Linked DNA regions of Homo sapiens: region 2 is linked to region 1. Evidence: chromatin contacts called from ENCODE Hi-C or POLR2A ChIA-PET data. All regions are on one chromosome and are shown on one strand. Each heading gives the region's core, a stretch centred on a gene start or an enhancer-like site at or near the end of the contact. The rest is flanking DNA. Distances are from core to core; before and after follow the strand shown.

Region 1 (5,971 bases), core at 3,012-5,511:
ATTGGACAGAGAAGTGGCTGGGAGGATAAGGATTAGTCTAACATGGTTTGTTGGTACAGATTTTCCTTGGCCTCAACTTCTTGTCCTTGATGATGATAAGAGTGATATTTTCCTTCCGGTACAGGGAGAACATTTGTCACACAGGAATTTAATCATCTGCTTTTAATAAGCAGTAGGAAGGTCAGAGTGATCTTGTTCTTGCTGTTTTTTTCAAGACCCTTAACTCAAAATAGTCTATTTGCCAGAGTGGCATATTTATTTATTTATTTATATTTTTTGAGATGGAGTCTCACTCTGTCGCCCAGGCTGGAGTGCAGTGGTGTGATCTCAGCTCACTGCAACCTCTGCCTCCCGGGTTCAAGCGATTCTCCTGCCTCAGCCTCCAGAGTAGCTGGGATTACAGGCATGCGCCACCATGCCCAGCTAATTTTGTATTTTTAGTAGAGACGGGGTTTTGTCCATGTTGGTCAGGCTGGTCTTGAACTCCCAACCTCAGGTGATCCACCTGCCTCTGCCTCCCAAAGTGCTGGGATTACAGGTGTGAGCCACTGTGCCCAGCCTGAGTGGCATATTTTGAGTTCCTTTACCTCCACTGTGTTTCTCTAGTTATCACTTCCTGCTCTGTCTTCTAGAAGTTTATTGAAAGATTTAGATCACTGATGATGATCGGTGATCATCATTAGATCTTTCTTTTCTCTTAATTGACCTTTGCCCTTAGATTCTGCCTCTTTTAATTTCTTTTTTCTTTTTTTTTTTTTGAGACGGAATCTCGCTCTGTTGCCCAGGCTGGAGTGCAGTGGTGCGATCTTGGCTCATTGCAAGCTCCGCCTCCTGGGTTCATGCCATTCTCCTGCCTCAGCCTCCCGAGTAGCTGGGACTACAGGCACCCACCACCACGCCCAGCTAATTTTATTTTGTATTTTTAGTAGAGACAGGGTTTCACCGTGTTAGCCAGGATGGTCTCGATCTCCTGACCTCGTGATCCACCCGCCTAGGCCTCCCAAAGTGCTGGGATTACAGGCATGAGCCACCATGCCCAGCCTAATTTCTTTACTATTATTTTAATGGGATCTCAGAAGGATGATCACATAAATAATATGTCATTCCCCCATACTGAATGACAAATTTTATCCCTTTCTAGTGAGACTAATACATAATTCAGACTTTTAAACTGAGTCATTAGGTTGGATAATTCACATTACAGTACTCTTGGAAAGACTATCATTTTACTATTTCTAAAAATATATATTTTTAGCATATAATTAAAGGGATAAACTTTTTATAGGGAGTTTTCATCCACCACATCTCTTGTGTGGGACACTTCCTTTCCAGAGTGTTCTTTAAACCAGGGGACTAGAGTTTCTTTGACTGAACAGAACTGTAGAGCACATAAATAAAATGGTTGTCTATTTCCCATTAACTATGAATAATTCATTTTTTTATCATTACTGACAAAAATGTTACTGAACATCCAGGTCACTAGAAGTTCAGATTTATAGATACTATTTTTTTTTTAATTATTGAAAAGAAAAAAAAGCTTTTAATTTCCTTGACCACATAAAATAATATTAACGGACTACTTAAATGAGCTCATATATACAGGTTGTAAATTAGTATTTTTTGAGAAACTATGTGTCCCATAACTTTCATATATTCACCAATCACCAATTGATGCCTTCAACAATCTTTTTTTTTTTTTTTTTTTTTTTTGAGATGGAGTCTTGCTATGTTGCTCAGGTTGGTCTCTAACTCATGGGCTCAAATTATCCTCCTGCCTCAGCCTCCTGAATAGCTGGGATTACAGGCATGCACCACCATGCCTGTATCTTATGAAGATCTTATTTCTATCATGTTGCTGAGGAAATCGGCTACCCTAATTACCCTGTGTAAAGTCACATAGGAAAGAATTGACTGGGTTGGGGTTAATTTCCATTTCTGCTGGACCCCAAAGCCTATGCCCTTTGTACTATGTCATAGACACAAAGACAGGTGGGTACATCTGTTCCCATCTGTTTTTATTCCCCAGGGTTGTGATAGCAAAATATCACAGCTGGGTGGCTTCAGAACACAGGAATTTATCATCTCATACTTCTGGAGGCTGGAAGTCTGAAATTAATGCGTTGGTAGGGCCATGCTCTCTCAAAAGCTCTAGGGAGAATCTGTGCATGCCTTTCTCTTAGTTTCTGGTGTCACAAGCAGTGCTTGGCTTGTAGCTGCATAACTCTAATCACTACCTCTGTGGTCACATGGTCACATGACATTCTTCCTGTGTGTGTCTGTCTTCACATGGTTATCATCCTGTACCAATCATAGTGGATTAGGAGGCCTCCCCATTCCAGTATGATCTCATGTTAACTAATTAGATCTTCAATGATCCTATTTCCAAATAAGGTCACATTCTGAGGTTCTGGAGATTAGGATTTCAACATATGTTTTTTGAGGGGACCCAGTTCAACCACCACACCATCTTAATTGGGTTTCCTTGTCTAAAAGGACTCGATTTCAATCACTTACTGATGAATAAATGTATGATTAGCTAAAAATTCTCAAAATTAACTCATATAAATACCTACACAATTTCCTAAAAGGAGAGTAAAATTCCTTTTGAAGGAAACCTGATGTTTTCATCTTGAATCTGTATTGGAATCATGTCATTGAAATATTTCACACTAGTGGATGGTTTTTATTTTGAGTTAAAATATTGCAAAGATTAAAATGTACCCAGGAGTTACTGTCATCACATTAGAAGTAACAGAATCACATTCATTCCTAAAAAGCATAGTCTCACAGACAAGTAGTTTTAGAGTATTAAAACAATGCATCATGATAAAAACTAGATCTTTTTAGAATGTAAAGATTTCTTTGGAGTACTTCACTCTTTGTAGAATCTGAAGAAAAACAATAACTAAAATCAGTGTGGAGTTCACCTCAGTGCTGAGTTTAATTATTGTCTTGCAAATATTTACAATACTATTGTTTTATTGCAGATGGCTCTTCCAGAAATGTCAAACTGCCCATTATGACTGGATGTACCTACTGTATACTAATATTTTCTTTCTGTTAATAGATAGCAGTTATTTCAAATATACAAACAGGATTATTTCATGTATGTAAATAATTACAGACTGTTTTTTGTTACTCAGATATCTACTGTATTCCTTATAAAAATGAATGTCAATAGAACCTGAATTCCCCGGGTCGAAACAGTGATCTCTCTGGGCTATAGCACAGGGCCCCTCTCAGATGTCTAAAACCATTAGGAGTGACAAAGCTGTACTTTCAAAAAGGCACATATTTACATATGGCTTGAATAAATAATTTTCCCTCTAGTTGCAGTTCTGTTACTTGTATGGTTTCATTTCCCTTCACTTACTATCAATCACTGTCCCCCATCACCCACAAAGACAGTCTGAGTATAAGGTAATATCATTTTCTGGTTATATACATTTCTCTTCTAAGATTCAGGATATATGGTAGTTCATGTATTTAACAAAAGTAACCTGAATGTTCCCCGGGTCCTCCAGCTTTCAACATGCTTGTGGGCATATGTATGAACTTGGGTGTGTGTATGTGGCCAAGGGAACACGTCTATTTAAAGCCTATACAAAGCAGCTGAAACTCCCACCCTACTTGTCTGCAGCAAGTCCAATTTCCTCCACAGCCGTTTCTGAGTCTCCTTCAAGGTAGGTGAGGGTTGCTTCTCTTTTTGACATTTTCTTTTTTTTTTTTTCTTTTTGAGACAGAGTCTCATTCTGTTGCCCAGGCTGGAGTGCAGTAGCATGATCTCAGCTCAGTGCAACCTCCACCTTCCAGGTTCAAGTGATTCTCCTGCCTCAGCCTCCAGAGTAGCTGGGATTACAGGCACCCACCAACACGCCTGGCAAATTTTTGTCTTTTTAGTAGAGATGGGGTTTTGCCATGTTGGCCAGGCTGGTCTTGAACTCCTGATCTCAGGTGATCCACCTGCCTTGGCCTCCCAAGATGCTGGGATTACAGGCGTGAGTCACCATGCCTGGCCATCCTCTTCACACTTTCATTCTGGTTATCTTGTCTCAGATCTTATACTCCCCACACCTCAAGGCTTCTCTGCCATTCACCTCTGGCTGTTTCATAACTATTTTTCAGCCTGCTACCCTTCTCCGTCACCTCTTCCCCTCCTACACTAGGTGCAGAGCCCTGGGCCTTATTTTTCAAAGGATGGAAGGCAAGGCTGCCATGTTTAAGACTTTACATGGGTAGAGATGGACACAAAGGAACTGTTCTGCAGAAAAGGGAACCTTAAATCTGGATATCTATTATCACTGCTAGTGCCACCCGTTGGCCACACTCCTTCAGTTGAAATCCCCTTGGGCCATCTGTTTTCCATCCTCAGCCTACCACTTTGTTGTTCAGGCTCAGTTCCTCCTTTTCATCTCCCTCACTTCTACTACTTTCAGGTATAAGAAGCAAAAATCTTGTAGAAATTATAAAGAAAATCTCTGCTCAAGACAAAGACACTCCCTGCCTTAGTCCATTTTTTGTTGCTTTAACTGAATACCTAAGACTGGTAATTTATAAAGAAAAGAAACTTATTTCTTATAGTTCTAGAGGCTGGAAAGTCCAAGAGCATTGCACCAGCCTCTGATTAAGGGCCTTCTTGCTACATGATAACATGAAAGAGAGCATCACATGGTGAGAGGGCAAGAGGGTGAGTGTCACCTGAGGCTTCTCTTCCTCTTCTCATGTAGCCACCAGTCCTGTTGTGGGTCCCCCACCCTGATGACCTCCTCTAATCCTAATTGCCTCTGAAAGGACTCATCTCCAATCAGCATTTGAATTGGGGGATTAAATTTCCAACATGTGAAGTTTGAGGGGCACATTCAAACCACAACATTCTGTACCTTTACATTATTGAAAGTTATATTAATGACAGCATTATATTATTAAACAACACCTACCATCTCAGTCTGAAATATGTGCATTCAGATTATTCAACCGCTAGCTATCCTTAAGAAAGATGAACTGAAAGGGCTCAGAAAAGTTCCCTTCTAGAACAAAATAAAAATATCTTCCAAGCTTCTACTTCAGAATACAGGCACCACTCCAGTTTTAAACTAGCACTTTAAAATTCTTTCTGCTACTGAAATTTTTTTTTTTTTGAGACAGAGTTTCACTCTTGTCACCCAGACTGCAGTGCAATGGTGTGATCTCAACTCACTGCAACCTCAGCCTCCCAGGTTCAAGCGATTCTCCTGCCTCAGCCTCCCGAGTAGCTGGGGATTACAGGCACCCACCATCATGCCTGGCTAATTTTTCTATTTTTAGTAGAGACGGGGTTTCACCGTGTTGGCCAGGCTGATCTCAAACTTCTGACATCAGTTGATACACCTGCCTCAGCCTCCCAAAGTGCTGGGATTACAGGCGTGAGCCACTGTGCCCAGTCTCTGTTACTGAAATCTTTCAACAATATCTATTTAAGATCTCTTATGGATTCTGTATTACCATATTAGTGACATGAGAGATCCCAAAGAATAGGGACTTTTTCTGGCCTCCAGAGGTTCCATGACATAAGACCACTCATTGAATTTGGATTCTAGTGCTGGCTGTGTTACGTGTTGGCTAAGTGACCTTTGACAAGTCACCTAAGCTCTCAGAACTTTAGTTATCTCACCTGTAGAAGGAGGAGAATAATACCAGCCTCAAAGTGCTTTTGGGGTTTTGTAAGAAATAAGTGAGAACAATTGTTAAAAAAAAGTAAGGACTTACACAACTGTGTGCAAATATACACTGTTACAAGAACTAAATCTTGGTTTATTCTAAGAAGTTCTTGTGATGAGCAGACATCGTGAAAAGTATTTTTTATGGATTCCAGGATGTTTCTTGAAGCTGATTAGAAGCTGGAAAGAAGAAAGGGGGACTTTTTGAAGGCAGAGTCACTCATAATATCTCTGCCCAGTTCCCCAAAGTTATGTCAGACTCCTGAGCAGATTGG
Region 2 (6,164 bases), core at 2,440-4,939, 120 kb after region 1:
AATTTTAAAAAGAAAGTGTTTACAATGTAATTAAGTTTTCCTCTCACCCCTGGCCCATGGCTACAAATTCCCACCACAACAGCAACTAGCTTCTGGTGTGTCTTTCCAGAGATGTTTGATTTATGGCTGCATGAACACACATGTGCACATATGCATGGAACACACATATTATATATAAATTGATTTCAAAATACAATACCTGGGCTCTATTTTTTTTGTTGTTTTTTGAGAGGGAGTTTCACTCTTGTTGCCCAGGCTGCAGTACAGTGGCGTGATCTCGGCTCACCGCAACCTCCGCCTCCCGGGTTCAAGTGATTCTCCTGCCTCAGCCTCCCGAGTAGCTGGGATTACAGGCATAGGCCACCATGCCCAGCTAATTTTGTATTTTTAGAAGAGACGGGGTTTCTCCACGTTGGTCAGGCGGTCTCGAACTCCCAACCTCAGGTGATCCGCCCGCCTCGGCCTCCCAGAGTGCTGGGATTAGAGGTGTGAGCCCCTGTGCCCGGCCTACCTGGGCTCTATTTTAAACCAAAGCCACAGATTTCCCTATCTGCTTGTCATTTCTGACCTCTGTGACACAAGCACAAAAGCTGGAACACATACTTGTCCCTGACTCACACTGCCCTGGCCTGGACAACCCCGACCTGCACCACAGGTCCTCACGGCCGGCCCATCCCACCCTCAATCTGTTATCAGTGTCTCTTTCACAGGTGAGGAGGTAGCTAATTTTGATACCTATGTCCAATTTAGCCCAGGTGCAAAGAAAGTAGGAGAGTGCCTTTGTATTTTCTAAATCAAACGCATCTTTTCAAATAAAAGAAAAATGTGCCACGGAAGAGTTTCAAAATCGAGGTCCGTTTTCACATATTCAGGTAAAGTAGCAAAGTGGTAGCAGTGACATGACAGATAGGTGCAACATATGAGGTCAAAAAGAAAAAAATCACAACAAAAATCATATGCATAAAAACACAGATATGCACTGAAAAGGTAAGCAAGAATCTAACCTTTTCCATCTCCATGATTATGCAGAGTAGAAAAGCTTATTTTTCATCTCTTTAAAATTACCTTGTCTGTTTCCTCTTGGCAATAACTTGGTCACATCCATCTGTCTTCTGTTTCACTTGATTTACTCAGGCCTGGCCAATGCTGCCAGCCTGACAATGAGCCCGGATTTGCACGGCCAGCCCGGATTTGCAGGTCTCTCCAGTGTGGCCGCTGTGGACTGGCAGTGGGCTCTCCTCCGCCCCTCCCCTCCACAGGGCAGGATGGGCTTGCTTCCCATCTGCCAGGCAACTCAGGGTCCGCAGCTCTGCATGGCAAGCCCATCAGATAAAGAGGGATTCCTGCTCTTGTTTGGTGGGTGTTCTATGACGAGGTTGGGGTTTTGTCTTTTAACAGGGAAAGAAATAGCCAGACTCACAAACAAGGGAGGGGCAAGGTTATATAAATGTGATATTGTTCAAGGAGTGTGCTGTGAAGATCCCCTAGCTACCTTAGACTGGGAACTAAGACCAGATTTGGAGCAAGGAGAGAGGCCCACCCCAGAGAGACACAAGCCTTTTTTGCTTGGGAAGAGTTTCTCAGCACCACTGATTAAAATTTGCCGTTATGAATGGCAAATGTTCTAGGGTTGCTGAGTTTATTCCCATGAATGCGGGCCTTGTTTCCTGCTCGCTTCTCTGTTTACAGATCCTTGTCTTTTCCTGTTGACATCCTTGGTGTTTTCATACCCACGGGGAAGAGGAGAAGAGCAGCGCAGAACTCAAGGGCAATTCCAAAACAAAAGGAAAAGCTCTGGAGTTGGGTGGGGCAGACAGATCCCACTGCCTGATAAACGGGGTGAGACCACAGTGGCTAAGAAGAAGCCTGGATTAAGAGGCTAGATCTGGAGGCTTTGGGGCCTTAGTCTTCCGATCTGAGAAGTGGGAGCATATCTCTCAAGATGCCTTTCAGCAAGTGGTCCCTGCTCCCAAATGTTTATCATCTGGCAGCGATGAAACGCAGGTCATCTACTGAATTTCGTTAGCTTGTCTGTAAAATAATCAGGAAATCCTGGATATTTTCAATATAAAACTCTTCAAATTGAGGTTTTTCTATTTCGTGCTTGCTTGAGTTCTCAGCTATGCGATTGGCTGGTATGAAGGCGATCAGCGGTAGCACTGAGAGAACAAACATCACTGTCAGGGCAAGCATTTCTCAAAGCTCTCTTTGACCTCTTCAGTGAGCAGTTAGACACCCGTCGCAGCTCCTGAACAGCTGTTTGGCACCCTGGTAACAGATAAGAACTCACATTCGTTACGTGCTTCCAAAGTGCTGGGCATTAAAACACTCCCAGAGAGTAGGGTCCTAGTTTCGCTATCACCCTCGGCTCTCAGATGTAATGTACACTTCAGTAAGTAAGAACTGAATAAATAGATTGAATAAAAGATTACTTGAGAAAAAGTACAGTAAGCACAACCTCCCAAATGAGCCAACCTCAATTTACACTCGGATTATTAAAAAATGCGAGTAGACGAAGGTCCTCAGATTGGTTTTCGCTGTGCTAGTTACCAGTGTCCACGAGGAAATATGAATCATCATCAAGTTCATTAAGAATGACTGTCTGAAAGGAAGCCTGTGTCCTGGCAATACAATCAACTGCAGTTAAGTGCGGCTGGTAAAAGATTAGGCTGGTCTCCTGTGAGACGTGTTAGAACAGTGTTTTATATTTAAACACCCCCATTCATACGCATCTCACAAAATACTTTTCGTACCTTTTGAGACCAGCCTGGCCAACATGGCAAAACCCTGTCTCTACTAAAAATACAAAAATTAGCTGGGCGTGGTGGCAGGCGCCTGTAGTCCCAGCTACTTGGGAGGCTGAGGCGGGAGAATCTCTTGAACCTGGGAGGTGGAGGTTGCAGTGAGCCGAGATCACGCCATTGCACTCCAGCCTGGGTGACAGAGCAAGACTCCATCTCAAAGAAAAAAAAAATAGAAGCTGTCTCATAGTCATTTGTGCTAGACCTGTTTTTCATCAGCTTAGGTGCCTTATTAGAGTATATTATCTAGAACTATAATAGATACAGTTCTCAACATTCCTGAGGTGGTAATAATAGCATTCCTATATAAAGCATAATTTTACAGAGTATTTTCATACATAACCACTAGCTCTGTGCTTTAGCCTTCTCATCTCTAAAATTGAAGTGATGGTAACAAGAACGACTTGTTCAAGTCAGTAAGTGGAGGAAGTCTGGTCTTTTCAGTGCAAAGCCTATGATCTCATGTTCAACAAAGGTCATTATTTCGGTGTAAAAGCCACTGGAGCCAAGCTGAGATTCTGGCACTTTCCAAGCACTCAATAAATACTTGTAAATTAATGAAGGAAGGAGGAAGGAAGGAAGGAAGGAAGGAAGGAAGGAAGGAAGGAAGGAAAAAAGAGGGGAGGGGAAGGGGAAGGAAAAGGCAAAAGGGGTGGAGAAGGGGAAGGGAATTTGCCATTGATATTTGTAAAAAGGAGTCCTAGAGATTATTCCCTACATTTGGGGCTCATGAAATAGTATGAATTTAATTGTAAGACTTTTCATCAATTATTTAAGAAACAACTTTGAGAAAGTCACAGCATTACTGACAATAATGCTGTCTAGATACTCATGATTTGGCTGCTTTATCTCAAATTCATTAGGGAATGGGTTAAGACAGTACTATATTAAGAACAATAGTGCCACCTAGTGACACTTCTAGTTATTGTCTCTAAAATTGCCTATGACAACCATTCTAAAAAAAAAAGATCCACTTAAGAGACTGTGTGATATGTGCAATCCATCATCTTCATCATTTTTCTATACAAGAAACCTTTTCTTGAAATTTTAGTATGTGATAAATCTTTACATCCTCATTCAGATTTCCCAGATGATGTTTCTAAGGGATCTTTTTATACCCGATTTTTCAGTAGTTTATGTTTCTATTTCAAAAACTGTGTTTCTTATAATTTAAGAAATATAAATTTATTTTATATTTCTGTTTCTTATATTTTAACACATATCAATTTTGAGATGCAAATCAGTATAATTGCTGCTCGTAGGATAGACAGTATTAAATATATACATTGTGAGACATTCTGATCAGGCTACAGGTACTAATTATGTAATTAGGAAATTATAGGTTTAATGAGAAGCACCCATCTCGGTCAAAAAGGTTAGAAGCTCGACATTTCTCTAGCTTCTTTAGTTATACAAAGTTGAGCAGGTCAGGTAACTTCAGTAATCTCATCTGTGAAATGGGATGACAATTCCTACTTTATCCACTTCCTAGCGTTCTGAGGATCAAGCACAATTCACAAACGCTTGTAAAACTGGCTCATGACCATAAGAAACTATCGACGGTGTTTCCATAATCACTTTCTTGGGAGGAGCACAACTGCCTGCGCTCAGGTGACTGCCCCACTGCTTATTCCCTGTGTAACTTTGGGAAGTTACTTCCTTGCCCCCTGACATTTCATTTGTAGAACAGGGATAACAATACCTACCTCAGGCCGGCCGCGGTGGCTCATGCCTGTAATCCCAGCACTTTGGGAGGCTGAGGCGGGCGGATCACTTGAGGCCAGGAGTTTGAGTCCAGCTTGGCCAACATAGTGAAACCCCATCTCTACTAAAAATACGAAAATTAGCCAGGTGTGGTGGTGCACACCTGTAATTCCAACTACTTGGGAGGCCGAGGCACGAGAATCGCTTGATTGAACCTGCAAGTGGAGGTTGCAGTGAGCCAAGACTGTGCCACTGTACTTCAGCCTGAGTGACTCTGTCTCAAAAAAAAAAAACAAAAAAAACCCAAAAAGACCTACCTCAAAGGGCAGTTGTGTAACGTGCTTCGTACATAGTGAATACTCAGTGCATTTTCACTATGTGACCACACACACACACTCACTGCAGTGGCCACAGAATCAACCATCAACTTAGGAGATTGTCACTATGTGGTTCTCAAAAGGAGATATTAAGTAGACAAAGTTTTCATCGTCATCATTAATAATATTTACTGGACACCAAAAAGAAACAAAGTCTTGGCCCAGGTGTCTTCCACTACTGGATTCCACAACACTCTTCACAAATAATACAGATGAAACAGAACAGTGTGTCAGGTAAACGTAAGGCAGTCGAGAAACAACTAAGTTTTTTTGTTTTTAATCTTCAAAACTTTTCTCTCAATTTTTCAAATCTGGCTTTAAGCAGATCAATAAAATAAGCACAGTTACGATTATGCCAGAGATGGAAACAAGGCTGAGCTGGAGGGGAGGAAACAGATAGGACCCGGAGAGGCGTTTTATAGCTATCTCCCCTGGACCTGAGTCCATGCTGCCCCCTCTTGCCTGGACGACGGCAACAGCCTCCATACCGGCCTTCTTGCTTCTCTTCGTGCCCCTCCATTCAAGACACAGCACCAACACTGATTTTAAAAATATAAATCACCTTTCTTCCCTGCATTTCACATTAGGACTCTGCTCCAAATACCCTCCCTGGACCCGTATCATCCATGTGCTCTCCCGATGCTCCTACCACACGACAGCCTCGCCCTGATCCTCACATGGGTCCGGACCTCCTTCCTGTCATTCAGATCTCAGCTTACCACCCAGAGGCCTTTCCTGACCACCCTGTCATGCATGCCCAGTTCTCTGCACAGCACTTAACCTGAAATTGCACATGGATTGTCTGCCAGCAGAGAATGCAGTCCCACGAGGGCAGCATCCTTGTCTGTCCCACCCCCCAGTTATCCCCAACCCTTACAACAGTGTAGGGTACATAACAGGTGGTTGACAATGGTTCAATAATCATCAAGATTATCCCACCGTATTTTTCTGTTTCCTGTGAAACACACAATTCTCCACCTGGTTTTGTGACACATTGTGGTGAGTTTAAGCTTCTAAGTGGAAAAAAGAGCCAGATGTAGATTCTTATATTTGTTAGATCTTGGGCAGGAGCTTCAGTCTAAACTTCAGGTCTATTAATAAAAAGTAGAACTGATACCTCAGAGACTAAGAGGATTGGGTGATAAATGTGACAGTTCATATGAGCTGCTCCCTCATTCTAATGATAAAAGGAAGCCCAGGCAAATTGTTAGCAAGTGAATACAGACCAGCCTACTGCCCCAAGTTGTAAAGCACCAATATTAAACAACATATAAATGCTTTG

The links. A loop is a pair of places that touch in the nucleus more often than their neighbours do. ChIA-PET counts read pairs that join two places held with the same protein, here RNA polymerase II (POLR2A). Pooled maps may share reads with other maps.
Region 2: a loop to region 1 is called in a map of OCI-LY7, with 2.5 times the contacts of the local background. The contact joins two enhancer-like sites. A Hi-C loop is called at or near these places in 4 of 168 maps with a recorded cell type or tissue (OCI-LY7, PC-9 and dorsolateral prefrontal cortex), 4 of 37 single-sample maps with no recorded cell type and 14 of 50 pooled maps. POLR2A ChIA-PET finds 5 or more read pairs at or near these places in 7 of 52 experiments (A549, H1, HEK293 and 4 more).

The regions. Positions count from the first base shown.
Region 1 is chr18:3,399,466-3,405,436 of GRCh38, reverse strand. No RefSeq gene overlaps it. Among named protein-coding and RNA genes, the nearest start is that of TGIF1, 48 kb to the left of the region's middle. Within about 2 kb of position 4,261, at least 3 of the 41 ENCODE cell types and tissues checked have a DNase peak (open chromatin) inside an H3K27ac peak, as active enhancers do; they include OCI-LY7, where a contact is called at or near this core.
Region 2 is chr18:3,279,161-3,285,324 of GRCh38, reverse strand. No RefSeq gene overlaps it. Among named protein-coding and RNA genes, the nearest start is that of MYL12-AS1, 20 kb to the right of the region's middle. Within about 2 kb of position 3,689, at least 4 of the 41 ENCODE cell types and tissues checked have a DNase peak (open chromatin) inside an H3K27ac peak, as active enhancers do; they include OCI-LY7, where a contact is called at or near this core.